2 separate regions of the Mus musculus genome follow, and region 1 is linked to region 2. The links are chromatin loops, found by intact Hi-C in ENCODE. Cell type or tissue: gastrocnemius. All regions are shown on one strand. Each heading gives the region's core, and the rest is flanking DNA. Links, peaks and the distances in the headings are about the cores only.

Evidence for each region. A loop is a pair of places that touch in the nucleus more often than their neighbours do. Peaks named below come from ENCODE experiments on the same cell type or tissue, not always from the same donor. Only the 100,000 strongest peaks of a DNase experiment are listed, where the experiment ranks them.
Region 1: a loop joins it to region 2, with 17 times the contacts of the local background. A loop is called at or near these places in 40 of 42 quality-filtered maps.

The regions. Positions count from the first base shown.
Region 1 is chr14:37,026,840-37,043,382 of GRCm38, reverse strand. Rgr (retinal G protein coupled receptor) reads left to right here. Exons shown (of 7, transcript NM_021340.4): 5 at 693-810; 6 at 4,415-4,528; 7 at 5,016-8,474. The coding sequence ends at 5,147. It also overlaps a transcript of Lrit1 not described here. Among named protein-coding and RNA genes, the nearest start is that of Rgr, 14 kb to the left of the region's middle. In gastrocnemius, for the core only: a CTCF peak has its summit at 9,913 (motif pointing right); DNase peaks (open chromatin) are centred at 9,936 and 10,664; H3K4me3 peaks cover 681 bases.
Region 2 is chr14:36,855,196-36,871,738 of GRCm38, reverse strand. No RefSeq gene overlaps it. Among named protein-coding and RNA genes, the nearest start is that of Gm25204, 96 kb to the right of the region's middle. In gastrocnemius, for the core only: CTCF peaks have their summits at 4,594 (motif pointing left), 7,442 (motif pointing right) and 9,148 (motif pointing right); DNase peaks (open chromatin) are centred at 7,998, 9,153, 11,048, 11,347 and 2 more places; H3K4me3 peaks cover 780 bases; H3K27ac peaks cover 229 bases.

The DNA.
Region 1 (16,543 bases), core at 5,128-13,127, 170 kb before region 2:
GCTCCCAGTAATGGAGACTTTTTAACCTATTTATTCTAGTTCGTGATTGCCACGTGGCCCATTATCTCTCACTCAGTCCTGGTATGTCCAACTTCCTGCATGTCTGCTGGTAAATCCTGTGCTTCTCGGTTCTTTCCATAGTACCTATTTCTGCCTGGAAGTCTTGCCTTTCCTCTCCTGCCTCAGCTATAGGCTGTCATCTCTTTATTAAACCAACGAGAAGGTGATGGAGAAGAATGTTTACAAAATACACAGGCAGGTGATGATCCAATAAAAACAACAGTACCAAAGTCCGCCTGTACTCCTCTCTCTGCCAGTACAGAAGCCAACATTTGAATAATATAAAGACAACCTTGACACGGAGCACAAAAAAAAATGTTGCCCCAACATTTTCCAAATTAAAGAACCCCATCCTCCATTCTTGGCTAACAGATGAGACATCGAGGGTGAGCACTGGAGCTTGACAAAATACCTCTTCCCCTCAGCTCCTGACTCCCAAACACAAACTTTGGAAGACCCATGGCCTCTGGCTGCTGAGCAGAGTTCAGCTGGGAACAGGAGCAGCTACGCTCTGAGAACTTGTCTAGAATGGGATGGTGGGATGATGCCTCTCATTGTCTAGCACAGATGCCGATGGGCCTGGGTTGTTGGCACCCTGGAGCTGACCTCTGTTTTCTTCCCTGTACTTGTAGAAACTTCATCAGTTTTCTCTTCACCATGGCTTTTTTCAACTTCCTCGTACCCCTGTTCATCACACACACTTCATACCGGTTCATGGAGCAGAAATTCTCCAGGAGTGGCCATCTCCCGGTAAGAAGCCAGCTCCTACAGCAGCCGTAATCTCTTGGTTCTCTCAGAGACTCTGGAAATGCTCACGGCACGGCAGAAGTCAGTGTTTTCTGTCTTTGCGACAACCATGAGAAAAAATCAGGTTGCATAGAGAATATGCTGTTAGGTCTAGAAAATACCTTCTCATTGCTCAAATTTCCAGAGCTTAGGGATCAAGGGACATGATAGGACAGATTTACCCAGACCCTGCAACCCCGAGATCCAGGCGTTTCCAGTATGTCATCCATGATGTTCCACTCCACTCTTCCTAGGAATTCAAGGCTAAATTGCAGGACTCGCTCTTCAAATGGTACTTTTAAAATTGCTTTAAGATGTTTAATTTAATCACAGTCACAGGCTATTACCCACAATGTAAAACCACATCTGCAAGCACATTTGTCCAAGAAAAATGATGCTTTAAAATAAGACCTGCTGGCCATTTCAGAATTTCTATATTAAAATTCCCTTGCCAGAGGTTTTCATTTAACTTTGCTACCGAAAAATTAACAAATGAGTCATAACAAGCCACAAATGTTGTTTTTTTTATGAAAGCAAATATTGATATTATAGGCATTGTGTGTATTTTCACTTCATCTTTATGAGTCTTTTCTAACAAATGAAAGCTTTATGATTTCAAGTCACTGACTAGGTTGAGGCACAGAGAAGGTGGCTAAAAGAGTCACCAAATGCCACAGACTTAGTAATAGCAGAGATTGATACAAACCCAGATTTAGGACTCTACAACAAAATGCTCAATTTTAGTGCACAAAAATATTCTTCTTATTAAGACAATCTGCCATCTAAATTTATTAGGTATGCACCAGAAAATAACATTATAAATTAGTTTCATCTGTGGATCTAACTAACAGGTTGAGAGCTACACAGGTACAAGAATCCTGGATCCTAGCTTGGAGGCAGGAGCATCATCTCCTAGATTCTCTTCCACATTGCTCATTTCCATCTAAAAATATTTTTATTAAAAATTATTTGAGAATATGATACAATGTATTTTTATGCAATCTCCACTCTTTCCTGTAACTCCTCTCAGGTCCACCCCCACTTCTTTAATCCGTGGCTTCATGCCCTCATTTTTAAAAATGTTAACCCACCAGCCCCACTTAGCACTGCCCACATGCAGGACCATCCACTGCAGCATGGTTAGCCAAGATGAGGCCACACCCGTGCAAGCTATCAACTGCGCATAGCTTCCCAGTTAGGAGTGGAGCTCACTGCAAGCTAGAGTGCTGACTGGCCTAACCTTGTGCAGACAACCTCAACTGCTGTGACTTTGGGAGTGTAGCAGTGTCATGTCCAGAAGACACGGTTACTCCCACCCTTCCTGACCCCTGCCTGTGACAGTCTGTGTTCCATCTTCCTCTATGATTCTGCAGCTGTGTGTGTGTATGTGTGTGTGTGCGCATGAGCACGCGAGTGACAGAGATTTTCTATCTGTGGCTGAATACTCCATTGACATGTATTTTCTGCATCTCTGTAGTAGACAAACAGAGTCCTCTGGGTATATATATCCAAGAGTACTATTGTTGGGTCATATGGTAGATCTAGTTCACGTTTTCTGAGATCTAACACGCTGATTTCCCAGTGACTACATCAATCCTTGCCTCTTCAACAGTGCGTGCCACCACAATGTAAAAACAAAATTATTGGGAGGTGAAGGCAGATTGATCAGTGCGAGCTTAAGATTGTTCTGGACCACATGGGTGCATGCACGGGCAGATGAGAGAACAAGTTGCCAGAATCAGGTCTCTCCTTCCACCACGTGGGATCTAGGGGTTGGAGTCAGGTTGTTAGGTTTGGATGTAAGCATTTATCTACTTAGCCATTTTTACTGGCCTTCCCCTGCCCCACAACTTTTATCTGCACACATGAAGTCTTCACACATATAGAGGATTCCATCGGCCAGAAGCCCACCACCATGATTTTCTCACCTTTCTGGTTGATTCTGGGCCATCAGCTCTGCTTGCATCAGAACTGGTCACTATCCACAGGCCCAAGGACCTGAACCAAGATGGGTAGCTTCTGGAGGTGACACTGTCTGCCACTGAGGTGCTAGCTTCCCACTATCCTCAGCTGCTCCCTGGAAGGCCCATCGGTCTTAAGTACATGTTTTCCTCCATGTTTGAAGAGCTGTAGGGGAGGGGCTCATGTGTCTGTGGAGAGCAGAAGTCCTTGCTCATTGCTTCCTCTGTCACTATTCAGTTTAGTTTTTGACGAGTCTGTCCCTGAACCTGGAGCTTGCTGCTTGACTCACATGGGTAAGCAGCGAGCCACATATATATATTCTTTCTTTCTTTCTTTCTTTCTTTCTTTCTTTCTTTCTTCCTTCCTTCCTTCCTTTCTCTCTCTCTCTCTCTCTCTTTCTTTCCTTCCTTCCTTCCTTCTTTCATTCCACCCCTTCCTCCTCCTCCTCCTCCTCCTCCTCCTCCTTCTTCTTCTTCTTCTTCTTCTTTTTCTCCTCCTCCTCCTTCTTCTTCTCCTTCTTTTCTTTATTTACATTTCAAATATTATTCCCTTTCCTAGTTTTCACTCCCATCTACTCTCATTCCTGGTTCTGGCATTCCCCTATATGGGGGGGGGGGGGCCTCTCCTCCCATTGATGACTGACTAGGCCATCCTCTGCTACATATATAGCTAGAGCCACAAGTTCCACCATGTGTTTTCTTTGATTGGTGGAATAGTTCCAAGGAGCTCTGGGGGTACTGGTTAATTCATATTGATGTTCCTCCTATGGGGCTTCAGTCCCCTTCAGCTCCCTGGGTATTTCTCTGTCTCCTTCATTCAGGACTTTGTGCTCGGTCCAATGGATGTCTGTGAGCATCCACTCTGTCTCTGCCTCCCAGTGCTGGGATTGTAGGCACATGTCCTCAAATGTACCTTTGCATGTGGGAGCTAGGAATCCTAATCTGGTCCCCATGTGTGTGCAGCATGAGTGTTACCCTCTGAGTGGTGTTACAAGCATCACTGCTCAATGAATTAAAAAAAAAAATCCAACCAGCCTTGAAGGAAATGTGTCCTCATATAATTAAATCTCCTCTGTCAAAGAGATATTACACGTTAAAATCCTCATGCCTCGGAGTAAGTGAAAAGTGAAGCCATTTCAAATCCATCCTGAAATTAGACATCCGGTTGTTAATACTCCTGTGGATCCAGGAGAAACTTTAGCATCAGCAACCTCCCCTGCCAGCCCATTCCCTGTTTATGTCTGATATGGTGAAATCATTTGAGCCCAGACAGGCTGATCTCCCACATGGCTGCAGCTACTAATAGTGAGATCACTCTAAGCCTGAGGAGAGCTCAGAACCTCAATACCCGGAAGGAAGCTTATTATCCACCCCCACCCCAGTGCCTACCTACAGGCAACTCAGACTATTTTATAGACAAGGAAAGTGAAGTCAGGTAAGCTTAACAAACAGGCTTAAGGCTGTATACCCTTCCAAGGCAAAGAGCTCATGTGATGCCAAATCTTCTGGTCCAGACCTCTCCAAGAGCATGATCTGTGCTAGGACCCTTGCCTCTGCATGGTTATGGCCTATGGAGTGACTTGATGCTTCTGATGTTTTCTTCCTAGGTGAATACTACTCTTCCAGGCAGAATGCTGCTGCTTGGCTGGGGCCCCTATGCCCTCCTGTACCTATACGCAGCCATCGCAGATGTGAGCTTCATCTCTCCTAAACTACAGATGGTACAGATTCTTCCAAAGCCCAAGGAATCCTGTACATCCTGACATCTGTCTCTCTGCATCACTCTTTCTGGCTTTCTGCTAAGACGCCCATTTATTCTTTCTTTCTTCCTTCTCTCTTCTTCTTCCTTTAAATATTCATAAAGTGCAGAAAATGTTTTTGTTCCACATACACCCCTCCCCATCCTGGGCCATACTGAGATGTCAGGGACAGCTGAACATAAGAGCGAGCATGTGCTCTGAGACCTGGGGCTGAAATTGACACCCAGTTTCAGAACAGGTATGTTCTGATGACATACAGGGGTTCTATGACATTCTATGAACAGTGAACATCTGCCAGGAAAGGCTCAGAGGCCAGTGGATCAAGCTGAGGACAAATAAGTGATAGTTCCAAGCGGGGAGGGTGAGACCAAAAAGTCATGTCCTGAGTGGGACTGGGAGAAAAGTAGAGGCTTCAAAGCATCTTTCATGGACTTTTCCACCACAACAGGTGCCTGCTCTCATCGCCAAAACCATGCCCACAATCAACGCCATCAACTATGCGTTGCACAGGGAGATGGTCTGTAGAGGAACCTGGCAGTGTCTGTCTCCACAAAAAAGCAAGAAGGACCGAACCCAGTGAAACTCTTCAAGGGGCTGATCACAGTCAAGGCTACCTCTTCAATCCTGGGTTAAGTATGCCCCAGGTCAGAGGTCAGGAAGATGCTGCTGCATACTTCCCAACAGTCCTAGAAATCATGCCAGACTCTTACCCACCAGCCCCAAGATCCCTGTTGAGTCTAACCTTATGTTGGACCCAAGAATTCAAATCCTAGGTTCAATGAAAGGTCATAGCCCTCTACATACAGTCTTAGGGGCCACGGGAAAGTAACTCTTTCCAACCCCATCTCTCTAAACCCTAGAGTAAAGATGACATTGTGGACTAACGCTAGAACAGTTGAACAAGCTAACATGTGTATTCAGCAAGCACATAAAATGCTCACTGAAACAGATACTGATATGAGCCTTAATCACATTCTTCATGAACCCAGACTACAATAAAAGGAGAAAGCCCTGGGACTTGTTTGTTTTTGGAAGTCATCTGAGGCTGCCATCTTTCAAATAGCATGTGCTTAATTGTAATGACACCAGTGACTTATTCTGCTCCTTGCTCTATGTCCCTTAGTGTAAGATGAGATGACAGAAATGATGATTTGACTATACAAATTGGACAAGAGCATGCAGGTTAGGTGTCCCCTGACCACCAGCACCAGCATTCAAAATGAACCCTTGGTTATATGAGATTTGGATTAAAGATTGCTTCTAAATGTTTTGAAATTCATTGCCAGCATTTAAAAATTAAAACAATTATTAAATGCTCCAGATGTCAAAAGATATGGAGCCACATCTTTGATTTCCTCTCCACAGTGACAGTCTCCAGAGCTCAGGATGACTGTGTCCTTTGCCCAGAACATACATGGTTCTGTTTAGCTCATGGGTTCTCTGAAGAGCCCACGTGCCTCGAGTTGGGGACACTAAAGCCCCGGTCACCTTTAGATATACATCTGCACCTTCTATTGACTCAGCAACTTAGAATCAAGATATAACAGGTGCCTAGTCCTTCATGAGATCTGCTGTCCTAGAAGAAAGTAGAGAAGACCAACAGGGTAATGGAGACCATCCTGGAAGTCTAATGGTGGAAGGGGCAGGTGTCCCAGGGACTGTGAGAGGCAGAAAGCACATCCTATAAAGCTGAGAGCCTGAGCAGGCAAGTTCCTGGGGAGGAGAGTAGTGAGCTCATCTACAACTTGCAGATTTGGGGTTGCCTCCTGGTTCTCCAGATGCAGGAAATCAGGTTATATGTACACAACCCAGACGAAGCTTGCGTAATTCAGTCTTGATTGGTTATTTTGCAGAATCAAGGATAGTAGAGGAGACTAGGGGCAGCCTTCCCACAGCGCCCTTTTCTGGATTATGTACTCAACCAGGTGATATACAGACAAGATGACACTTGGCCACACTCCAGGGCCCGCATATGATGCTTGACCTAGACTCTGCATAGAAAATGAAGCAAGGAAGTCTTGGTGGCTTACACATGGGTGGAGCAGGTGACCAATAAAGTGGTGGGGTTCAGGCCTAAGATTTTGACCTACCCCCACCCCAAGTTAATGCCCTGAGTAACCTTGTTGGGGACCCTTCCTCTCTTCCACCATTATTGACATTGAGCTAAGGAGGGATGAGGGAGCACTGTGATAAATTAGGGGAAAGACCCTTCAGATAGAGAGAAAGGGTTGAAGACAGGCGGAGCCAGAAGACAAGTAGCAAGAGTGGGAGGTATCAGCTTTGTCCAAGTCTCTGGATTCTCACGAGATAAGAAACAGGCCAAAGGGATCAGCATCCAAGCCCAATCTCAGTGAAGACATGGGAAGAAGGCAGATTGGCCAGGCTGTGACCAGGAATATTTTGAGCTCTGCCCTTCAGCTTCCTGGAAGAGGAGAGTTAGGACCAGTCTAGGAATAATGGGAAGGGACAGAAGCCCATCCAACAAAAGTCCAAACAAAGCCACTCATTTCTAAGACCCCAATCTACCCTATTCTCAATTTCCCCTGTGAACTTTAGAGTGTCTCTTCATCTTTGGGCACTCGCAGGATCTTGAGTGCATGTAGGAAAGGCTTCTCCTCTGCCCTGCTTCCCATTCACCTCTAGTACCCCTGCCTTGCCCTTCCATGGAGTAATTCAGCTGTCTCTGGGTCAAGAGAGACCAAGGAAGGATGTGGCTCAATAATGCTTGAGATCCATCTTACAGTAGGACGTTGGTACAGTCCCTAAGCTTCATTAACAATCAGAAGTCTACCCATTCCCTGCACTTGGATAGGCTTGGCTGAAGTTAGGCATCAGCTCCCAAATATCTGGAGCTCCCTAGGGCCCATTTATCTGCCTTTATAGGCAGATTTCCTGGCCTGTAAGTTAGGTCTCTCCCCACTTCTCTCCCTCACATGCCTGTGAAGCAATTGATGATCCTCGGGGCTTGCTAGATTTCTTTCCTCCATTCACTCATGTGTGCCCTCAATTGTATCTATCAGTACAGTGTCCTGTCCCCCACATGCACAAATACAACAAGTTTAGAAAGGCTCACCAGCAAGGACCCTTAGTTCATGTTGCCCATCCCTGGCTTCACCATGCTCTGTGAAAGTTCCCGAATCCTCAGAAACCTGAGGCCTCATCACAGCGAGGATAATGAGCGCAAAGGGAGAAGCTCTGCAGCCTGAGAAGTCAGGGAAGAAGAGTGAGGACCAGAGACATTGTGCTGCAGTCTCAGCTACAGAACCCAAGGACCCAAGGAGTGTAACACCAAGGACTGCGGCCATCACTGCTTTCCTGGGGAGCCTGTCTGAACTTCCCTTCCAATCTCATTGGCTTCAGCACTCTTTGCTTCACTGAGATGCAGACCTCTAGGATGAACTCAGAAAAAGTCAACAGGAATCAGGCCAACTGCAGGAACCAGGCAAGCACCAGGCCCCAGAACAACACTGCAAGCAGCACTTCCTTCTTTGTATGCCAGCATCCACTTAGTGCTTGTAATCCTATCTCTGTCTTTTGCTCTTGTCCCCACCTCTTCTGTGTGTGTGCGTGTGTGGGTGTGTCTGTCTGTCTCTTTCTTTCTTTCTCTTTTTGTACACACACACACACACACACACACACACACACACACACACACACACTCAACAGCTAATATGTGCCACACACAGTGCATGGCAATGGTGACATGAGCCTGTGCCAGGGTCAATTCAGTCACCTCAGGAAGATGGCTATTACACTCTACCATGACATTTGCAAGCGAAAAAATAAAAACAAAAACAGAAAACAAAAAAAGAGGACTCACAATGTCTCAGATGTCAAAGTAGAAATTCCTGAACAACTTCATCCATGCAATTGCAATTAGACTTAATAAAAGGGCCTGAAAAGACAATGCTGGAATTTCAATCAATTTCTTTAAGTCCTTAGAACAAAACTGAACCACTTTTCTCAAACCATGTGAAGTAAGTATGTAGGCCGAGATTCACAGTCACACCATTCAATTCTGAGTTTCAACAAAATTAGACTGGGTTTCCACTTTCAGCCCCATTCTGAATTAAAAAGAAAATTCTGAGGTTTAGCCAGAGAACCTAAATGCTGCTGTGATTTCTGATTTTTCCCTTGAGAGTTAGTTCAGTTAGAGAAAGTCACGGTATAAGCACGCCCGTGCCATGAGCAGCCTCTGTCTCTGCTGCCCCCTTGGGGATGAAGAACCCTCTTTGCCCAGGTTTTCTGTCTTCTTGATCTCAATGGATACTGATGTGGTCCCAAGGTTCTGAGACCATCAAAAGCCTCTTCCTCGACCAAAATGTATGTTATGGGCTCAGTTCTCTTCTCCCAACAAAACAAAAGCCAAACAACAACAGCAAGAAAAAAAAAACCCCAAACCCCACCCTGGAAGCAAAGTCTCCACAGAAGTAGGTTAAGTGAGGGTGTTGCCCTAATGTCACAAGATGATTCCTTTCTACGAAGGGACAGCACAGAGCCAGGCCTCTAGCTACCTGTCCCCTCCCATGCATCCAGCAAGTCAGGACCATGTGAGCCCAGAGAAAGGCTGCCAGCTGCACCCCTAGAGCACAAGCCTCACTCGACACCAACGTTAGCAGGAACCTGAGCTCAGATTCTGAGCTTAGGACCCCATGGAAGAGGTGTATGTGTGTTAGATGAGCCTCAGGCCTATGGGGCTGTGTTACAATAGCACTAGCAAGCAAATAGTTTTTGACCAAAGCTCATTTAAAACAGAGTAATAGCAGAAGAGAATGGGAGCTTAGAATGAGCTCCCTGGGATGCCCAGGGCCACTAATACGAAATTCCAGCTCAAATGATATCATTTTAATTTAAAATGTGAGAGCCAGGCATGGCATCACGCACATTTTCCCCATACACACACACACACACACACACACACACACACACACACACCCTTTTGAGACAAATCTCATGTAGCCCAGGTCTTGACCTCTTCATTGCAGTTAAGGAAGACCTAGAACTTCTGTTCCTTTTGTTCCTGTACCCAGTTTATGTTGTACTGGGGATCAATCCCAGGGATGCAGGCTTGGTAGGTAAAGTCTCTATGGACTGAGCTACACTCTCGGCCTTCTGATACATTGTTGTGACACAGAAAGCTTCTGTTTTCCCAGTTAGAAAGACTCTTGGTCAGTTTGTTTAAATATAAGCTCACTCTTCGTGCACAAACTCCTGGTTCCCGTTTTCTATCCCGGTAAATGCCGATGCTTATCAGTCCTGTCTTTTAGGCAATAAAAGAGAAAAAGGTAAGCAAAGCTCTAATATGCAGGAATCCTTCATGGGTCGGTGAAGGTGTGCAGTGCCTAGCTGCTACCACAAGGTGGCAGTGCTCTCTCAATGATGACTTAATGTTGGGCCACCTGCCTGGTGGCGCCTTTTGGGAAAAGCCTATGAATTCCCAGCCCAGGCTGCTGGATCTTCTCTGAGCTTTCTTTAGTCTGTTCTAAGTACTGAGGTCTGTAGCTTGCCTGTTTCTTAATCTTAAGACCCCATTTCTCTCCTTGAAAGAAGCAGAATTATATGTACGTTGTCTGGAGTGATTGCAGACAGCGCCCATAAAGTCCCCTTTTCTCTGCCTTCAAAAGCATCACCGGAAAGTTTAGTTGGATGTGAAACTTCAGAACCCTCCCACATAGGACAGAGGTGCCGCTAGGCCACTTATGGCCTGGTCTTTGTCTAACTTGGATGTTAGGACACTCCCTGGACATTTCTGGCTTTGGAGTCTCGGGTAAAAACAAAACAAAAACCAAATCGGTGACAGTCATAGCTCTGGATGCTGAGATTCCATGTGAACAAACACAAACTGTGAACTACTGAGTGCTGGGTTTGAGGGCACTCTGGTACAGCCCCTGGAGAAGCGGCTGGTGCACATTCTCACTGCGTGCCCTTTAAGGGTAAACAATATTTCCGAGGAACAAGAGCTAGGAAACTTCTGGATGAAAACCAAAAAGCACAGCCCCTGAGCCTCCGCTCTCCTGTCAATCATGGTCACTGGTTGCTTCTTTCTCAAGCTGTTCCTTGGCTCCAATGCTGCACACCTGTTCTTCTCTCTGCCCATCAAACTCTCTTAACAATGGCCTCCGTTGTCTCTGTGCGTTGTTTCTTTGGCTCAGCTGCTCTCCCCACTGCAGCTGTTGGGCATCGGTGACAGCTTCGCCCCTCTAGGTAGGAGTCAGTGTGGCAGCTTGGAAAGCACTTAGAATTCACAGTCAGGAAGACCTGGGCAAGAATCCAAGTTTTTCCACTTAGTCAATATGACAGTCTCTGGCAACTCCGGCACTCCAGGCTTCTTTTAGCCCCCTCTGTAAAACCTTTATGACACCCAGTTTTAGATAATTGGTTTAGCAAACATTCTCTCATCCGCAATATATGATGCTGGAGTGGATTATCCTCCATCATTTCTGATGTCTGACCTCTGTTATTGCCAAACTCGGTGATAGAGTTTAGGTCTTAGATACCCCCTAAAGACTCATGTTTACGAGTGGCTCAGAAGTCTGTGTTGTTATTAGGGGATAGGTGGGGATTTTAAGAGCAGGGACCTAACAGAAAAGTTTACTCATAAGGTAACAGCTTTACATGTCCCCCTGGCATGATGGCTCTTTGGTATGGACCCCAATGCACCCACAGGCTAAAGCCTGCAGAACTTTGAGCCATGGCGAACCTTTCCTATTTCTAAGTTGATTACCTCGGGTATTGTTACAGTAATAGGCAGATGCTAACAGAATTGTCTTAGCCAGCATCCACTTCTACCGCTGGCACATCTCTTGGTCATTTTCTTTCCACTGACCACCTCCTCCTTCAATATAAATTTCCCCCCTCACCCATACTGTTTTATGTTGAGCCCATCCCTCTCCGCACTGCATGCCTTGCAAAGGTACCTATTCCTAAAGCAACCATCCCAGATAACATCTATGCTAACCACACTTTAAGAAGGAAAACAGAATAATTTCCCTTTAACAAATGCAGGATGAAGTTTGAGAGGACCTGTACCACGGGCACAAAAAAAAAAAAAAAAAAAAGGACTCCTTGAAGTAGCATCATTTCACAATGCTTGGGCCACAGTGAGTCCTTAGTGTGGGCTACCTTTTCTCCATCCAGTCCTCCTTTGATGCCTTATGCTGCCCTCTGGATCAGTGGTTGCTCATGAAGAGCGGGCAGCAGAGTTATGACGGCTGAGTGACAACCAGAAGCAATAACCATCTCATCCACCAATTCCTTACTACTTAACCCCCATAAACTCCTCAAAGCTTAACTCTCCTTTGTGCGTGTGAATTTCTTGGGGTCTGGAAATTCAAAAGGCAGCCCCTAGGCCAGACTCAAGCTCACCTGGGGAACAGAACTCTCGGAACCACCCACTGCTCCTAGATTTGAATTTTAATGAACACATCAGGGGCTTTTGTGTGTGCTTTAAACCTGAGTGGTTGCACAGCCTGCAGATATCTGGGCTCAACCCAGATGATGTGGGCATCGTCTGATATAGCAGTTTTGATTATTAATGTATTTTTGATGACTTCTCACATATATAATGTACATTTTGGATGTTTTTAGTCCCGTTTCCGTCTTCCACTCCCTTCCCACTCTGACTGAACCCTTCCTTCTTTCATCAAATGAGGCTCCTTCCTACTTGCAGTTTGTTGATTGACCCGCTGCTGAGTTTAATTAGGGTTGCTTGCATGAGCACAGATGAGGTGTGGGTTTATTCACTGGACCTGGACCACGGGCAATGTATCCATAGCGATAGCACTGAAGACAATGACGCTCCTCTTCCCCATCAGATCTTGGATGCTGTAAGCTTCCCAGGAAAAGTGGGACCTCCTGACTTCTTCCTCGTGCAAAATGGAATGTCCAGATTGACCCATCGTGTCCAGGTCTTGTGTGTGGGTAACCACAACTAGATACACTGGACTGGTGTGGGACTTCTCAAAGTCCTTTGGGGATTATAATAAGCAAATCAGATTGAAACGCATTGTTATTGGATATTAAGGACCCTACGGCTCCATGAGACATGAGTTATCACCATAAAATGGCTATAAGTTCTCTCTGAGGACGCTCTTTACTGAGGTGTATGTATGTATGTGTGAGTGCACATATCTTTCTCCAGAAGTTAATTCCTTCTTTGTACATCCCCCTTGTCTCATAGCTTATTTCCATCTTTCTCTTACTAATTTCTATAGTTTCAAAGACTATTGATAAGGAATCACCTGTGTCCAAGGCTTTCCACTTTGTCATCATAATGTTATTTAGAAGATAAGAAGGCCAGGTCTTGTGATGGAGAAAGGAAGGCACAAGAGGACACAAATACTGCTGCAGGTGTCACAGTAAAGAGGAAACATGCCTCCTGACTCCTGGCTCAGAGATTTTCATGTACAAGTGCAGCCAGAGTGAGCCGAGACTGGTTAAAGGCAGTACCTCACACACACACACACACACACACACACACACACACACACACACACACACGTACGTACGTGCACACCTCATACAGTGCACAGGGATTACCTGTGTTCTCGATAAGCACGGAAGCTGGTTTGATATGTTGAGGAGTGAGCCTAGAATCTGCATGTCCAAAGCTTCCCAGGTAAGGCTGACACATTTTTTTCAACAGTTTTAAACAGCTCAACAAATATTTACTGAGCCTAACCTGAAATCAAGGAGACAATCTAGGCACACAATATCCTTCTGGTTTACAGCCCATTGACAAGAAGAAATAATAAGAATGATGATTGTCCATGGAGAGAAATACTCCAGAGGACCAGAAAGAACCAGGAAAGGTGGTCAGGAGCGATATGGTTCAGCAGGTGACACTGGAACAATAACTTACAGACCAAGAGTATGCTAGGGCAGGAGCAATGGGATAAATGTTCCAGTTGAAGGAACAGCAGCAAGTGGGGAATGAATGAACAGCAGCTCAAGAAACCAAGGCAGGGTCAGAGAAGAAAGAAGCTTAGGACATGTTTGCCTGTCAAGGCCGAAGGATAAAAGAGAGGAGAAGAGTAATGAAGTTATTTATCTGTTTGTTTTTGTTTTGTAGCTCCAGGTTAGCCTAAAACCTCCTTAAGATGTTCAACTTGGCCCAAACAATCCATGCTCCTATCTCAGCCTCTCTCAGTGCTGGGATAGCATGAACCACCACACAAGATTTCGAGAGCAGTTGAAGACTTTAAAGGATTTAAGCCAGGAAATAGCCAGTAGCTGATCCCTTCTCTGCCATGGTCAGGACCTGCAGTGTAGGACATTGACCAGAAGAACAGGGAAAGTGGCTGTGGGCTAGCCCAGAGGTGCTGCTGTCTAGGGATCAGAGGTGGGGGGTAAGGATATCACAAGAAGATATGAGCAGATTTTTTAAATATAGTTTTTAAAAGATATTTTGTGACATGAGCAATTTGAACAGTTTTTATCAATTTTAATGTTCCTGTTACGTTTTTTTGTTTTTTGTTTTGTTTTTTTTTTTCTTTGTCACATAAGAAGAGAGGGGCTGGTGAGATGGCTCAGCAGTTAAGAGCGCCAACTGCTCTTCCAAAGGTCCTGAGTTCAAATCCCAGCAACCACATGGTAGCTCACAACCATCCGTAAAGATGCCATCTTCTGGAGTGTCTGAAGACAGCTACAGTGTACTTACATATAATAAATGAATAAATAAGCCGGGCGGTGGTGGCATATGACTTTAATCCCAGCACTTGGGAAGCAGAGGCAGGTGGATTTCTGAGTTCAAGGCCAGCCTGGTCTACAAAGTGAGTTCCAGGACAGCCAGGGCTATACAGAGAAACCCTGTCTCCCAAAAAACATAAATAAATAAATAAATAAATAAATAAATAAATAAATAAATAAATAATTTAATTTAATTTAATTTAAAAAGAAATCCCTTAAGAAAAAAAGTGATGAGGGAGGAAAGGCCTCTTGTGGTTCATGAATACAATGTTTCAGTCCGTTGAATACAATGTTTCAGTCGGTCATAGCATTGCAGCCAGAAAGCACAGAGAGAGGACCTTTCTCTGGCAGCTGGCCAGCTATCTTCATTTCAGCTTTCATCTAGGTCCCTTGCCCTATGGCATGATGCCACCATCACTCAGAGTGACAAGTTAAAGAGCAGCTTGGAAGCTACATGAAAGCATGTATGAAGAAAATGAAGACAAATTTTAGGAAGAACAAACTCAAGTCCAGATATCTGATTTTCATACCTCCCTGCAGGGTACCTACGGGGAGTCTTCATGTGGAGGTAAGCTTGCAGAAACACTTTGGAAACTGAGGTCACCCGAAGAGTTTCTTGATTTGCTTGGGTCTAGGCATTTGGCCAACCCAACCAAATGGCCCAGGTAGTGAAGAGTGGGTGAGGGTAAGACAGATACTGAGAAAATTAGAATTTCCACATGTACACTATATGTGTTTGAGGGCCAGAAAGAACAAAGGATGGCACATAGGTTTATTTTAAAGGGATTATATGCTAAGATGAAGAGAATTTGGCTTGGAGCAGAACAAATACATTAGCCTTGTCAAATACCTGTATCTGGTAAGCTCCAAGACATACTGAGATATGAAGACGCTATCTTCGGTTGGCTCAGCCATACCACAGAGTATCCTGTAGGTGTGGGACAGAGGGCAAACTTCCAGCCACTGGCACAGTCTCTCTTTGATAGACCAGAGATCAGTCTGAGGATGATCTCATGGTAAGAGGGCTAGTGAAGCAATTGTCCAAACAAAACAGGGCCACGAGTGAGGATCAGTAAACAGGTAAGCAGAAGGAAATGAAAGAGAAAACTATCTTTCCTATATTTTGTTTTAATCACCTCCAAAGCAGACAAGCAGACAGGAAGAGGACCCAGAGAAAAGAGGGGACAGGCAACGGTGAAGCAATAGCTCAGTTCACACCAGAGCCTGAGCATGAAACTCGCCCTCTCCATCCTAAATCTAATTCCCAGGTAGTAAAGACTCAAATATCTATGTTCACATATCTTGAGGACAAGATGTCCACACACAAGCAGAACCTGTGACTCAAGTCTACTTGAGATACTAAGATATTATTTTCAGGTGCTCCAGGTGACAGCTTAGCAGTGAGGTGGCAGGTGAGGTGGCAGGAACCTTGGACTCCTGGTCACGACAGATACCAAATGGCTACTCCCTTCCTGGCTTTGGGGAAGTCAGCGAGATTTTCTGAGCTGTGTTTTTATTTATCTAGTGATGAGTTAGATTAAGTCCATTGTTTTCAAATATCAGAAAGGAATCATTTTTGAGAGGTTGAAACCTAACTTCTCTTATCACAAGAAGGCGTGAGATAGATAAGCCTCCTCTCCTTGCACCTGATCCTGGAACCTCTCAGGGCCTCTTTGCTTTGCTTGACCAAAGTCTGAAATTGTTTCCCATCCCTCTGTTCTGGTGCCACAAATGTTCACCAAAACTGTACCACATCCCTTACCTGGCCAGTACCAAGGCAGTAGGTATTCTCTGTCTGTAGTGCTATCAGAACATGAGGCCCAGAGATAATGTGCCTTGACTGGTGAGTTGTCTGAGTTCCACAGAAGGTCCTTGTGGAAACTCACACACCTATGAAAAACTGCAGATTATGTTCATGAGTTGTGTTGATGGGTACATTCTCCAGACCTTTGTTCACGCTAAAGAGGAAGTGATTTAAAAAGACTCCCCAAAGTCAGGAAAGGAGGGCAGAATAAACACATAGTGACACATTGGTGTCTGGCATGATGTTCTGGCTTTGGATGTGTACACACACCTAGTCCTTTGGATAAAAGTGGATCCAATGTCATGATGCTATGTCTTATCCTGTACTACATGCATAAGAAAATGGAGGGTGAATAGTTAGAAAAACTGCCTTTAGAATATTCTATAAAGAAGTCACACCACTGGGACAGAACTCCTCAGGACTATCCATGTACAAATGCAAAAATATTTTTCAAGGATTCCCTAACTTTAAGAGGAAATAAATAT
Region 2 (16,543 bases), core at 4,014-12,013:
CTTTTGGTGTCTGAGGAAGATTGGTTTGGGGCTCTTAATACCCAAATACATGGGTGCTCAAATTCCTTAAAGAAAACCACATACTGCTTACATATCCTGAACACCTCCTTTCAGACCCTCCGGCCCCATGTGCCTGTATGCTGCCGTTATGTTCCCACCTTGAAGATAATGGACTGAATCTCTGAACCTCTGAACCTGTAAGCCAGCCCAATAAAATATTATCCTTCATAAGAGTTGCCTTCTCATGGAGTCTGTTCACAGCAGTAAAATCCTAAGACACACACACACGTAGTAGGATAAGTGTATATGTGTGTGTGTGTTTGTACATATATATGACTGGCTATATCAATTTAGGGAAATATCAAAAATATAAAGTGAGAACAGACAGCTTTGGAACCCAACCCGACATAAAGATAATTTATCTTCTCGCCAGTGAGTCTGGGAAAGAGGATGGGCCCAGTGAATGATGCCTTGTTTGAAAGTTGCCTAATTCTCAAATAATATACAATGTACAATATAAAGTACAAAGTCCTCTGACTTGGTGAGACTACTCAAAGGCTGGAGAAAGCCCAGGTCACCCAGCTTAAAAGACACCAAGAGTGCTAGCCTGCTCTTCCTCGCCTTGATGATGGAGCATCTCTTCATCACTTGTTCCAGTCCCTGCCCCTGTGCAGGCATCCGTGTGCACATGCCTGGCCCTGCAGAAACACTTGTTCCCATCAGGCCAAATGACGAACAAGACAGTGAATGTACATGGGCAGGGCACGTTATCTTTGTCATTTTCAATCTCTTTAAGTGTTGAGTGACAGAACAGGAGTTTGTTCCAAAACAAAGGGAAATGCCCATTTTCTCAAGCAGAGAAAAAAATAATGGCATAACTTTATTAGACATTGGTGAGACTGGCTTCTGGCCAGGGAGTATAGAAACGATGGCAGGAAAACAGCTGCCACTGTGAGAATTTTATTTCTCTACACAAAATAAGTCAACGGTGAATTTTAGCGGGGTAGGCTGTCTTGCCCCCTATTGCTTCACAGTTTGCAGTCAGCAAGCCTGTAACTTTATAAAGGAAGCTCCAAGAAGTATTGTGCTACTGAGAGCTGGACTGACCATCTCTGCTTGGTATAAATAAAGAGCATAAAGATTAGGCTTTTCCTCCTTGGCTCAAAACCAGGCAGCAGAATCCAGTGGTCTGCCCTTCAAGTCATCCAAGCTTGGGGGGATGGCAGGCATTAGTGAACAAAGCCACGGAAGCCCGAGTCTTCAGCCAAAGGGAGTTGTGGAGCCAAGCAACCGTTACCCCCTCCTTTGGCCAGCTCTAGTGTCTAGCACCATTCAAGCGTTGTTTAGAAACCCACCCATGTGTGTACGCATTCTGTCCTTTCAGGCATGAAGGTGAAGCTAATATAGTGACAACCGGGACCTTATAGCAAACAGCCATCTAGCAACAGAACCCAGGAATCACTACTCAGAGTACATCTACATCCCTGGCACACCTATTTGGAAATGTGTGATAAGTAAGGACGTTTAACATGGAGAACCCAGAGAGGGACATGCCTAGCTTATATGTGCCAAGGGAACAAATGAGCCACGTTTGAAAAGGACAACTAATAGTTGAACTATCTCTGACACAGCACTGTCAACTTCGATAGTCTGGGTGAAACAAGGAGTGAATACATGAAGCTGTAGTCCTAGTTCTGATGTCAGGAAGACAGGCCCTTACCTGGGTCACCGCAGAAATGACTCACAATGCAATCCTATCACAGGAAGTTATAAACAGCTTTAATTCCATTAGTATTTCCTGTGTGGGCATATACAATGTGTTTGTCCATTCACCAATTGGAAGATATTTACTTATTTTTCATTTAGGGGTATTATGAATAGAGACCCCCAATAGCATCTGGGGTTAGACCTTCATATGGATGTATTTTTCTTTCTCTTGGGAATACACCTATGAATGGAAGTGCTGGGGTGTGAGATACATTTATGTTTACTCTCTCAAGAAGCTGCCAAGCTATTTTCAAGGGGCCCGCAGAATTCCATGTTATTACAGGCAGTGTTTGGTGGTCCTCTTCCCTGCTGTCTTTGCCAGCCTTTGTCACGGGGCTTTTCTAGTGTATCCAGGTCAGTGGCTGCGAATCAATGCCTAGTAGTGCTTTTGTATTTGCCTTTTCCTAAGACCTAATGGGTTATTTTTCTGTGTTGTCACTAGCTATTCATTTATGGGTGTTTGGTGGCAGGTCTAGCGACATCTTTGTGCTTTTTCTTATGGGCATTCTTTGTATTGCCGAAGTGTGAAGTTGCACTCTGTGTTCTAGATACAAGCTGCTTAATGGATATGGGTTTGGGAAGTTATTTTCTCTCAGATGGTTGCTTATCTTCACATCTTAGGGAGCACAGCACAGATGTTTACATCTTGATAAAGCCAAATGTAACATTCTTTAAATTTACTTCATTGTTCTTTTGGTGTCAAACCCGAATCCTTGCCAAACGCAAGATCTCAAAGATAATCTTCTGGGACATCTTGCAGCAGTTATGCTACTGAATTCCTGCACCGACCCCCGTGGTGCGAAACCCAGCTGGTTTTGGTACCAAGTATGCAGCAAAGGCTTGCATTCATCTGCGTGGGACATCAGTTTCCAGTTCTCAAAAGCACTAGTGTTGTCACCTTTCCTGAGAATCAACTGAGTGTAAAGAGAAGAATTTGTTTTCTACAGAGAGACATCCGCCCTAAGGTTCTCTGTGGGTTCTTGTGCCCGTGTGCACTGTTCATAACAGTAAGTCGTTATGAAAGAAGGAAGTACTCCCTCGTCAGTCAGTACTATTTAGGCCGTTCACCGTTACAGTTCTGTGTAAATTTAGGGATCATTGGTCAAGTTCTTCAAAAGCACACGATCTCAGTGGGGAGAGCAGAGGTCTTCTGGTGTTGGGTTGACCATCACCTTAACCGTCTGCCTCTCCCTGTCTACAAACACGCGCCGCTCCTTCAGTTATTTCTGTCTCATAATTGTCAGGATACCTTATGTTTATTTCCCAGTACATTATCCTTTTTATGCCATTGCACGTGAAGTTTTATTGCTGTTTTCTTTCTTGTAGATTTTGTTCAGCCCTTGTATAAAGAGAGGCAATTGATTGTTGTATATGGATCTCGGACTGGGGTTGTGCTGTTATCAGTTTCAATAGTGCTATTTGTGGGCCTCAAGAGCTGGTCTGTGTACAGGACCGTATCTGTAGGTAATAGTGGTGCCTTCTCTTCCTAGTGGCTACTGCCTTGTCACCTCGTTTAATCATGCATGATTGTACAAACTGTTTTTCTCCTGGGGGTGAGTCTGCTAAAGCTAGACACCTTGGGAGACCCACTGACTCACTGGGGCCACAGAGCTTTGCCTAGAAAAATGCCTGTTGTTTCTGAAAGCAGCTTTCTACTTTAGGGATGGGATAGGCAAAGCTCCAGCTTGCTTCCAGGGTGGTCACAGGGATCCAGGGTGACAGGATGAGGTGTCCAGACCACTTGTGGGACCCCATTTCTGGGAACCTTTACACATGGAATGTCTTGGGCCTATCTTCTTTTCCCAAACACATATTACAGCAGGAGCCAGCACTGGGCCCTAAACAGTGCCCAGAAACCCTTTAATAAAATTTCTCTATGTCTCATTTGTGAGGGAAACACTGGCACTCTTAGAAATTCAGCCAGAGCATTTGGGAGGCTCAGCTCTCGGACTTCCATGCTCTCTGTGGTTTATATAAATGCTCTTACAAAAGAGTTCAGGATCTGATATCTGGCTTAAAACACACACACACACACACACACACACACACACACACACACACACACACGAGAGACCATTAAGAGATGGAGAATGGGTATGGGTATTTGTTTTGGGGACTTGCTTTAGAAAAGAATTAAACTACTTTTAGTGGCAAGAATTAGCCTGAGGGAAATGGGATTTAAAGAAAGAATATTCTGTATAATTTTAATATCATTCTCCAGCTGTGAACTTCTTTTGGTGCAATATAAATTAAAGAGTGAAATTGAGAACGGAAAAAAAAAAAAAGACTGAGTTTCAAAGGCACCCTGGTCCTTGGGGACTGTAATTGTCATGGTACAAAGCTAGCAGTCCTGTGGGCACAGACTGCAAAGGAAAAAACCACTGGTATAGCTGTAGGTAGAGCTGAGTGAGTGGAGACCTGCTTACCCAGCAACTACTATTTGTGGAGAATGGTTTGCAGAGTTAAGCATTTACCAGTGTAAACATTATGAGTGAAGACTGGAAGTCCATGTGGGTTAGGGTTGATGCTGTCTGCACTGGAGAAGGTACCTGTGGTACCCGCAGTAGGTTGTTATCCTGACATACATTCTGCATGGTGAATTTCAACTCTTGAAAGCTACTTGAAAGCTCTTGAAATCTGCTTGCTTCTATAGCTTGCTTCATTAAGTTTTAAAATTCCGTGTAACTTTTAGTATTATTTTGCCAAGTTTTGCAAGATAGCACGTTGGAACTTTGAAGAGGCTCTTGAGTAATCTCTACAGTTTGGGGAAAATGGCCTACATGGAGTTGAAGTTTGGTGTCTTCTATTATATAATGCCGCCACCTAGTGGTCAAATTGGCAAACAACTTCCTAATGCATGCATCTGGAGTCTGTTTCCACAAATGGAAACAGTTTCTTAACTTTTCAAAATCAAGAGCATTCCAAAATACATGCAATTAGAGCCCTGGGGTCAGAGCAATCTTTTCATGAAGAGTAATATTTCCCTGTGTATTCCGACGTCCAAATCAAATAGGGAAGCAAACATCTCGTTGTCTTTACTGTCCACGAAAAGCCGAACAGTTTATAACAGGTTTCTGGTCTTGGAATTAAATAGCCGCTCAACAACAGCACACTGGGTGTGACCGTGGTGTGGACGCTGATTTACTGAAAGAGCCAGCCTAGGCTCCTCATTTAATTTCTGGAAGAGCCCTGGTCCACCCTGGTCCCTTTTTCCTGGGACAGTCACTTAAGATGGAAACGCCCTGTGATTTTGGCTCAATTATGTGTCAAAGGCAGCACCGAGGGTCCAATACCTTGTCCCTTGACATAGTGGCTAACTGTGGGGCTCTGTGACATGAATCAAGGATGAACACTAGGTCTGTGCTCTTGTGATGACTATATGTGACTACAGAGAATTCAAATCAAAGCTGCTCTGAACTGTGACGTCTTAGAATTTTAAAATCCACACCATGTTTTAAATAAAAATCAAGTTAAAATATCTCCATTTTAAATTTTGAATTATTACACTTTGAAGTGTACTATATCATATTGGATCATTACAGAAAAATTTAATTCTTTTAATATTTCAAATGTGACTTCTAAAGAATGTGCTGTTGTATAAACGGTCTGGCGTGGTGACGTGTGTCTGTAATTCTGGCTCTTGGGAGGCTAGGTAGGGGAGCATCAAAGATTTGAGGCCAGACTGGTCTACAGAGCAAAATCTTGTATCACAAACAAGATGCAGAAAAACACACAACATCACAGTGATAACACAACACAAAAACATAAAACAAGCACAAAGCAAAACCCAACATAACAAAACAAATATCTGCCTGGCAATGTATTTCTTTCCTTTATTCTCTGTCTGTCTGTCTGTCTGTCTGTCTGTCTGTCTGTCTGTCTGTCTCTTTGTGTGTATGAATGCTTGTGTGTGTGTGTGTGTGTGTGTGTGTGTGTGTGTGTGTGTAGGTGGGAGGACAACTTGGGGTAGCCAGTTCTATCCTTCATGGGGCCCAGCAATGAGACTCAGGGGCTTGGCTGCAAGACCATTCACCTTCCGGGCCATGGCCCCATTCCTAGCCCTGTATCTGTAGAGTTAGTTCCCGTTATCTGGCAGTCCCCTTCTGAGTTCAGAGAGACAGTGAAGTGGACCAGGTAAGGTCTATATGCACAGCCTCCAAAGCTTCCTTTTGGTCCCGAGAAGGCTACAGACAGAGTCAAAAGATGCTTCTCTTGCCACTCAAATCTCAAGAGCCAAATGTGGCTTGTGTTTTCAAGCACATTGAGACCATAAGCCTCCACGGCCCTAGTCGAGCTCATCTTTCTCGGGGCTATGCGTTGTGTGTTATATAAAGTGTTAAGAGTCAGTTCCTCAGAGCCCACAGTTTCACCTGCTCTTCTCTGTCAGCAAACGGTCAGCAGCTCTTTTTCTTTTCTCTTCTGCTCTGCATGATGACCGAGTGGAGCAGAATTCCTGGAAAAGTCCTTGACCTTCATCTCAGTTATCTTCCTGTTGTCGAGATAAGACACCATGACTGAGACAACTGTAGACGAGAGAGTCTATTTGACTCTTATGGTTCTCATGGAGGAGAACATGGCAGCAGGCAGGCAGGCAGGCAGGCAGGCATGGCGCTGGAGTAGCAGCTAAGAGCTCACATTTTGATCCTCAAAGGGATGCTGAGAATGGCTTGAGTCTTTTGAAACCTCAAAGCCTACCCCTTGTGATGTACCTCTCTCAACAAGACCAAACCTCCTAATCCCCCCCAAACAGTTCTAACAACTGGGACCTAAGCTCATAATATATGAGCCTGTAGAAGCCATACTCATTCAAACCGCTAGAGCACCTAACATTACAAGTCTAGGAATCAAAGGTGGCATCAAACCCAGGAAAGTTGGCCGGAATAATGAAGGCTGCTTGCCTGAGTGGGCTCCTTGCCTTTCCAGTTTGTTTAGTTTTGCAGTGCTGGACTTGGGCCTGGGACCTTGATTTTGCACCTCAGTCTCTGAGGTACTTTCCTAGCCTTCTCTTACTCTTTTAAAACATTAATTAATTAATTCCTACTTATTAACTTTACATCCTGCTCACTGCTCCCCCCCCCCCCCCAGGTCACTTCTCCCAAAATCCTTCCCGCTCCCCTTCCGCTATGAGCAGATGGGGGCCCTCTGGCAAGTCCTTTCCTGCGTATACTGAAGGCCAGCTGATATATCCAGTCTCATGGACTAAACAAATATTAGATTCATAGGCAGTCATTGTTGGATTAGCTGTAGCACAGGCTATAAATGATTCGAATAAGTCATAATACAACACATAGCATATACATATTTATCTATCTGTATCGATTTTAATATCTATATCTCTCTGTCTATTTCTCTGTGTGTCTGTGTATCTGTCTGAGTGTCTGTCTGTCTTTCCATGTTCTGTTACTCTAGAGAACCCTGGCAAATACAGAAAGAGAGCTACTTTGTGGTATAGGAATCTGGGCTTTGCCACTTGCAGCCCTCTATATAGGAAGGGGACATTATAAGAAATTCAGTTTCTCTAAGGGTCTCTTAATCCGCAAAATTCAACGAAGATGTGTCCAGGAGTTTCTGGGTGTTTTGTTTTGTTTTGTTTTGTTTTGTTTTGCTCCAGATGGGGCTTCCTGCATTAGTGTGATCACATGGCCAGACCTGCATTCCCAAACACGGCCACACGAGGGCGCGCAGCTCACTCTACGGAGCAGTTTTGCGCACTGTTTTCAGGTCTGGAGAAAGTGAAACCTGCAGGCAGGTGACTTTCTGGGCCTGCTGAGGGATGAGTTGGAGGTCTGGTGGAGGTCTGCGGATGCCTCACCGTGGACAGCCCTATTTCCAAGCAGCAGAGCACCTGGCTGGTCTGGAAATCACACCCTAGCTGCAACCCTGGAGTCACACAGCACTGGCCTCTCTTAGACCTTCTCAAATGCAGGCGAGAGGAGGGGAATAAGTTCACAACAGGATGTGCTGAAAGGCCAAAGCAACAAGCGACGGTGCTGCTCACATCTCCTGGTGCCCGTAGTACCCCTCATAGTTTTTGCTTGTTTGTTTAGGTTTTTTTTTTTTTTTTTTTTTCATTCATCTTTGGGAGGGGATCGCTGTCTTCTGAAGAGTGATTTCTGGGCCTGCTCTAAGAGTCGCACTTCACATGTCCCACCGGCAAACTGGGGCCCTGCTGTGCCTTCCCAGGCTGGGCACCCAGAGGCAGGCTGGCGGACCTCAGTTCCAGTGGTTTGGAAGGATGGTGAGCAGTTCAATACTGGCCTGCAGCCCCGGGTCCTTGCCGTCTGTGATTGATGTGTAGATTCTTGACTTTAGGCTTAGGTGCTGGTGATCCTTATCTGGAGTCTGAGGAGTCTGCGTACACCATCCATAGGTGGCCAAGCAGGCACTGCCACACACGATTAATCAGGAGGAGAGACGTCAGACATGAGCCCTAGGTGAGCTGGTGCACTCTGCTCTTGTTTTCTGGCTGAACACGTCACCTTGGTCTGCTGTGTCTCCTAGGCCCGGCAGTGAGGTGCACGGGGGCAGTTGAGGGTGGTAGAGCACTTCAGAGAAATTATTTTCTTCCCCTTCCCCACCATTGTCCAGAGACCACAGGCTGCTGCCAATGGCCTGCTGACCAGGGCAACCACAAAAGAGATTTTTATTTGTGTGTATGTGTGTGTGTGTGTTTTTTTTTAAATAAGTGAAATTTTAGGCACCACTCTGCAAGTATAGCATCCTTTCTCTTTGTGTGTTCCTGTGCTAAACTCATTTCTAATACTGGGGATTATGGGATGGCAAGCCTCACTAATCCTAGCCTTTGGGAAGCTTGCATTCTGGCACAGAAATAAATGAGTATGAATCCTCTATTAAAGACACGTTGACCTGTCCAGAAACACTGGAGACTAGGAGGGGCGCAGGTGTTGTGTGTCCGACTGTCATGTTCCGCCTGTGTGTTTGTGAGTTATATGTGACTTACCTGTTTTTGATCTGAGACCCAGGACAGGAATCCTGTAATGGATGCTATTTCATTGGCCCCCAGAGGGTTCCCCACCCTCTCACTTATGTCAGCTAGAGCTGGATCAATACACAGACAGATATGATACACATGCAGAACATTTCCCAGGAGCCCTCGGAGCCCTCAGAACTGCATCTGCAGAAAAACACTGACTCGTGCTCTAGAAACGTCCAGAGACTGAGATGCCTGTAAAACTAAGGCCACTGCTGCATTGTGATGAGCGATTGCACGAAGGTGAATGTCCTCGGGATGGCAGGCAGCAGATCACAGTTGCAATACCTTGACTAGATCACGCTCAGAATATAGTATCCGGAAGGACAGGCAGAGATGTTTGAATTTGAATAGCTAATCAGGTTGTAGTTGCCAGACTGAGTTCTGCCAGCAGAGGGAGCTGCGGGCCACTGGGTCAGCCCAAGGGTCCCACCGTAATTCCTGATACAGGTCCTTGATAGTGTCTTGTATGGGCCTATAGGAAGTCAGGCCTCCTGCTCAGGGCAGCTCTATCCTTCCAATGTTCTTCATTTTGGGGATGGAGTTAGCCTAGTGACCTTTGGAGTTCCATTTAGTTCTAATCTGACCCAGACTTTCCTGGTGCTAGCACCAAAAGTTCCTTTTCCAGACAGCCCTGTCAGACCTGGGCAAGTGTGTGAGATGGGTTACTGGTGACACTGGCTGTACCTTGTGAGGACCAGCCATCTTCCCCAGGCCTTTGCTTGGCCTCCCACCTGTGACCTGTGGGTAATCGCTGAGGACCGCTCATAGGACACCGGTTCTACTAGAGCAGACTGGACTTAAACTTCAGGGAAACCAAGGCTGGGAGGTCACCAGTGGACACTCTGGCCGGGGCTAGGGGATGCAGGATTTAGAGTTCTGTGTTCACACAAGCCTCAGTCCACATCTGTTGTATGACCATGAAGAAGTGACCTAACCTCTCTGACCCTCAATAGTCCTAGGACGCTAAAGCCATAGGGATGCTGTCACGCCTGTGCCTGTCCTTCCTGAAAAGTCGCCGTGCTGTGTCTCATGCAGGGGTTTCACCTCCCAAGCTTCTGTCTGGGTGTCCTTTCAGTCTCATTCCCTCAGCAAGTGCAAGCTAAGCTCTTCCTGTGATAGGGTATCCCGGTGCTCATCCCTGACTCTCCCCCATTGCAGTTAGACGGCTAAGTGGGAATTATAGCTTCATGGGGACAAGACTTGTCCGTCACATGACACCAGCATTCATAGTCCAAAAGGGCTCTACTTCCTCTTGCTCTTTGCCTGAAGTTCCTGCAGCTCTGCACCCTCTAGAAACTTCTTAGATTTCTTCTATCAAAGCCCTTTCCTCCTGAATCCCTGCAGTTCCTGACCAGAGCGCACCTTTTGATGGTTAGGGATAGGAGCCAGCTTTGTATGAAGACAGCTCCCTGGCTGTCTGTATTACCCCGATGAGGTTGCACGGCTGCCACAGGACCTGGAGGTGCTGTTAGAGGAGGGCAGACCTAGACCCTTGGACGGTAGAGATGAGTATGTTGTGCCGCGAGTCATGTGTGAACATGCATCTTTGCGTCTGTGGTTTGGGGTGGAACTGTACGCTTGGGTTTCTCTGTAGATGCTTACACTTGTATATGTACATGTATGTGTGTATGTTGTCTTAAGTATGTGTATGTGTGTGAAAGCATGTGTGCTGTGTGCAATTTTATAGGCAGGAATGTATGTATGTATGTATGTATGTATGCATGCATGTATGTATGTATGTATGTATGTATGTATGTATTATGTATTTATTTTCAAGCAGGGTCTCATGCCCTCAAACTGAATCTTTAATTCTCCTCTCTCTCTGACCCAGACTTCCTGGTGCTAGCACCAAAAGTTCCTTTTCCAGATAACCCTGTCAGGCCTGGACAAGTGTGTGAGTCTCTCTCTCTATATGTAGTAGAGGGACTACAGCCATGTAGTTAAGCCCGGGTTTACTAAGTGCTGATGATTAGACACAGGGCTCCGTGCTCACCAAGGCAACTCTCTTCAAGCTGAGCTGCATCTCTGGCCCTAAGACAGTGTATTTCCATGGGAGTGTGTCATCCCAGGTTTGATACATGAGCCCACATGTATGGCCTCAGGGTGTCAGTCACCACAGCATGCCAGGGGATACCATTCCTCATTCTACTTGACGTCAGGAGCTGGCTTTGTGGCGTCTCGAGCCCTCACTGGCTCTTGTCTTTCTGAGGACTCAGTGTGGCTTTCTGGTAGGTGTCTGGCTTCACTCTGGTTGCCTTGTGCCCAGAGAGTAGGACTACAGCCAGGGCAGAGCCCAGTGCTCAAGACTGAGCTGACCCACTTCAGTGCTCTTTCATGGCACACAGACACCCGCTTACTGGCCGGCTGTAAGCTAAAGAAGAGCAGAATCAGACAGTAAATCCCAATAGGTCATTCCCATCCCACCCCTCCATATGCCTGGCAGGATCTGTGTGAGAGGAGGCATTGGGATAGCGTAGTCCCACACACTGATTTCTGGTTTTCATCCCTGGCCCTGGAACACAGCTAGCTCTCGGGCTTCAGCCTTGTCCAGAGATCATCCCACCTCATTGTCTTAGTGGAATGAGGCAGAGCAATGGAGCTGAGGCTGCGCCAGAGCAGCACAGACAGAATCCATTACTCTGGGCAGCCACGGTACCAGCTCTTTGGCCTGCCCGTGTGCTTGTTTCTCGGCCCAGGGAAGGGCACACCATCCTTTGCCAAGTGAGGCTATGAGCTCTGATCAGCGCAGAATAGGTGAGCTGCTTTGGAAGGAGGAGCACCGCTCTCTGTTGCTCTAACTACTAAGGGGTCTATTGGTTCCCCACGGACAGAGCTGCTGCTGCCCTTGGGTGTGTAGGCTTCAGAGTTTGGAGCCAGCTTGTCACTTTTGCCCTTGGCCTTTCTTCCCCAATCTTTACTATACCCACCTTAGGTGGACTCCATCTATGTAGCATAAGCTGTCTGACAGTTGTCCTGGACTCTGCTACAATCAGGCAAAACACCCCTAGGAAACAAGGGTTCAGTGGTCTCAATGTGATGTCCCAGTGGAGGGTTCTGATTGGGCTATCCTGCTGTTCCTGACAATGACCAGCTGGGAGTACATTCTTTTGGTCAGAGCCATGTCTAGGGCTGGTATTTCTTCTCATGATCCTCTAGAAAAGCCTACAAGAGGGATTCAAGTCTACAGTGTAAGGGATGTTGTAGTGCAGTCAAGTCTTTGAGGGTGCAGAGCCCTTTTAGTGCACGTGTATTGGAGAACACCCTGATACCTTGGCTTCTGATGTAATGGGAGCAGGTTGGCTGTTGATTCCTGGGTTATTGACTGCAGAGCGCACTCTGATCATCAGGAGACTGAGCAATGGAGATGCAGCGGCAGTTTGCCTCAGTTATCTCATATCTGACTTTTTGCATTTACAATTTTATGTGTAGGTTCCCAGGGCTGACAGTGGGCTCTATTGACTCCTAACTTATTCTCAACCTATGCCATTTGTTACCCCACTGGCTGGCTCTCATTCTTTCCTAGCCACGTATCCCCCTTCTGTAGCCCTTGGGATAAATTTCCCTGGGCCTGAGTTTTCCAGTCAAGAACCTCAACTACTCCTCCTGTACCCCAATAAAAAGATTTATTTTCTATCTTGTCCATGGTTTAAAATTCTTATGTTTTTGTGACTGCTGTGAGCTGTTAGCCGACCAAATGGAGGTTCTTGCTCATAAATCCTGAGAGATACCCTAGGTCTGTCCACTCACTGGCTCTAGTTCATTACTAACCTGCAATGGACCCCACACCTGCCCTCACCATGGTCTCATGCTCAGCCACTCCCTGTCCTGGACTTTGGCCGTGGCCACTTGACTTTGACCAGTCTGCTCTCAGCAGATACAGGCCAGTAGAGCTCTGTGATGTGTTGGGAAGCTGTCTCTGCTCCCTGAACTCATGACTGAGTCCAGTGAGAGGTGTCTCTCACTGGGAGCGACTGCTCTTTCATCTTGGATTCCAAAACGAGCATGGGGAGTGGATCCCAGATCAGCCCACTCTGGGGAAGCACACCCTACCACTCTTCCCAGTTAGAATCTGTTGTCCATGCTTACCATGTAGCACTACCTACTATGTGCTGGGCATCCAGCAAAGCTGAATGACAATGGCACCTTCTGGGTCAAGCCAGTGTGAATTATGGTTCATTCTGTGATATAATATTATCACAGAGATAATATATTTTTAATGCTATGTAAGCTACAGAGCTGCCCATCCATGGAGGAGTTGTGTGATATCTGCTTTTTCTCCCTCTCCCTCTCCCTCTCCCTCTCCCTCTCCCTCCCCCCTCCCCCTCTCCCTCTTTCTTTCTATCTCTATCTCTATCTCTCTCTGTCTTTTTCTGTCTCTCTCTCCCCCTCTTCCCTGCTCACTCTCTCCTGTGTTATATGTGGTATGTATAGTATGAGTTTAAATGTGCTTGTGGTATGTGTGTGAAGTAGTATACATGGTGCTTGTGGTACTCAAATGTTTTTTGGTATGTGTGGTATATGGGTGCATTGTGGGTTATAGGATACATGGTGCATGTGTTAGCATGTGTATGGTGTATGGCATAGACCTGTGGTATACTATGTGTGGACCAGGGAGGATACTGCCCCCTGTCAGAATTCAGGCAAGTAGCCTATAGCATGAGACACTGAGGGACCAGCTACCCCTGCTTGCCCTTCGGACAGAACTACTCAGACTCTTCACACAAGCTCAACTTGATGCTGTGAGTCCGTGCCAGTCCTCTCCAAATGGAGCACCCATCTCTTGTGGAGTGATGAGGGTCTGTGGGTAGATGCTGGTTTGTGCTCTCAGCTGGATGGGGCTGGGCATTTGTGTGTCTTCATTCCAGGGCCGTGGAAGATACCATGCCACCTAGACCAGTGCTTTCCAGCCATGGTGTGTCCTACAATGTGATGTCAGAGCAGTGACTTCTCCTAATGAACCAGATTACCCTCGGGTTTAAGGAGCAAATGAGTTGCTTCTTTTCTGAGAGCCACAGAACCCTGTAGCTGAGTCCTTGGAGCTCATTACAGAGCTGGAGAACAATTAGCCTTAGTGAAGCTGTCATGTGCATCCAAGAGCACTGTTCAGGTTGCTCCCTGATTGGCATCCTTCTGGATGGATGGCCCATCACACCCTTTATTTTGAGGTTACTGTTGGCCTATCGTTCCCTTCCTCCCTTGCTGTGATTTCAGATCTCAACAGAGCAGGTGATTAGGAGAGTCCTGGCCAGATCTGGTCCCTCCATTGTCTCTGCTCTCTCCCAATCCCTGTGTCTTTCTGAGGCTTTGCTTTGTATAATGACAAAACTTTCCAGGAGGTTATTAGAATGTGTGTCCCTAGTCTCTTATTATCTCCTAGGCTTCAGTACACCTGAGGTCTGAGGGGTGTCGTATCTGAGTGACAGGGCTAAGGCCTGAAGACAGCAGGTTTTCGAGAAGCCTTCCAACTCTTTCAGTGTGCTGAAATAACGAGAGGGTATTGCTCTGTTTCTAGTTTACCCAAATAACAAGAGCATTTCATTTATAATGACATAACCAGGGAGCCATGCTTGGTAGGCCTTGGTGTCATTACACAGCCATTTCTATGTTAATGACAATAAGAAGAGAATGCAGACATGGCTGTTACAGATTGAAAAGGGTGACATTAAACTTGCCAGTTACAATGCAGCCAGCCAGACCCCATTCAATGAAGAGGGTGAACAAGCATCTTTTGTATATACATGCAAGCTTCTGGATTAAAGGGTATCAGTGCTCCCTCGAGGACCCACCCTAGCCAATCAAGCGGTACCTCATCTTCTCCCGTCAGGCATTAGGCTTAGGCGGAGGGTAAGGACAGTAATAAGAGGGTCATGGTGGGATCTGTAAACCGCAGATCATCAGCCTCAGTACAGCAGGCTGCTGTCATGGGCCCTAATGAGGAGTCCTAAAGGTGATGACAGAGAAACTGACTCCAAGCTGGTGAAAGATGAAGCCACAGGATTTTGAGGAGAGTTGGAAGAAACCATCCACACTGGCTGAGGTGGGTGTCTAAGGGCTCATCACCACTATGCTCCTCTGAACTCCTTCTCTGCTGGGATGGGTCTACTCCCAGCTCTCTCCATGGCTTGGTCCTGCCCCTGACACACTGTTACATTTTGTTAGGCCCCAGGGAGAGTAAGAAGGACCTTGTCTAGAAAGCCCAGTGCAAATACCATGACCTACTTGTGTTTCATGTTCTTCCTACACCATATCCAGTACCAGTCAAAATGCAAAGCTCTGATGGCCAGGCCTGGACTGAGTGTGGGTACCGCCTGGGCCTTTGTCAGCACCTACAGAAATAATAGCAGACTTCTCTGACGATGTCCCTAAGCCACTGTTCACTTGCCTTTCCTCCCTCAGCGAATGGGTAGGTCCTGGCTCTTGACATCTCAGGCCTGCAGCCGCAGTCTGCACTCTGTCTCCTGTTCCCATAGACAAGAGATGAGCAGCAGCCACAGCAAGTGCTTGACCCCACGGGTGGGGCACAGTCACTCTTAGCCTCATTGCTGAGGCTTCTCCACACCTCAGTGTCCCTGTTCATGTGTTCCGTATGGGACTTTAGTTCTTGGCTTCCACAAACCTTGCAGACACACACTATTCAGAAATGTAAAATAAAAACGTTGATGTGATCAGGAGAAAATGATAATTTGTGTTTTACCAACAACCTTATCCTGTATTCACCTGTTTTAGATATAGGTAGCTGGACTCTTCCTTATGTAGTCATGTCGTGCAGAACCTGCCAGGAAAGGGTCTGCCTGGATTCCAGACCTTGGGACTCTTAGACAATAGACTGGGAAGATGGCCAGGCAGGGTAAAGAGAGAAGGAGGGGGAGCTACATTAGTTAATATGTGGCCCAAGGGAACCTGTTGTCAAGTTAGCCTAGAGAAGCCAAAAGGGTCTATGGCCATCCCACCCTGAATGTGCCCGAGCTCGTCTGATCTCAGAAGCTAAGCAGGGTCGGGCCTGGTTAGTACTTGGATGGGAGAAGCCAAAAGGTTGGATACCTTAGCTGTAAAGAAGGCTTGGGTGTGTGAGCCAAGGTAGTGTGAGCAGCTACAGCCAGGGTATGAGGACTGAGGATGCCAGGGTGGTCAGGGAGCTGCTCTAAGAAGAACAAACAAGCTCTTGGCCTGCCTTGTTGCCCTCAGCAGCTATTCAGGTTACCTCCTAGAATCCTGGAGGCAGTAAGAAATCTGGAGGAATCCCTTCCCAAAGTGTGTTGGCAGCAGTTGGTTGTCAGAGACCACAACTCAGGCTTAGATTCTGCGGCTGTGCTTAGTGTTGGGGGAGGGCCTGGAGCTCCTGAGATGTCAAGGGATGGTGAGCTGGAGGTGAAGCCTGACCACTTCCTTATTTATCAAGAATCATTTGAGTACAAGTGGCCAGAGTTCAACCCTAAACTACATGCATATGATTCATTAAAGTTCAAAATCACCTTTAAGAGGACAGGAACCCTGGCTGATGTTGTCCAAACTCTCAGCACCTAGGAAACCTTAGGAGCAATTATCTACAAAAGTGGATAAAGTAGTCAGAGTATTCAAAACCATAGATAGCAATTCTCCCTGAGTTTATCTACGAGTAATAGCTCAGCTCAAGTAAATATCCTCAGGGTCTTAGCCTGTTTCAAAAGATTGGACCGGGGCTTGGGGAGATGGCTCAGTGACTCAGAGTACTGGCTGCTCTTCCAGAAGACCAGAGTTAGGTTCAAGTCACCTAACTTGAACCTAGGTTCAAGCACATGAGTC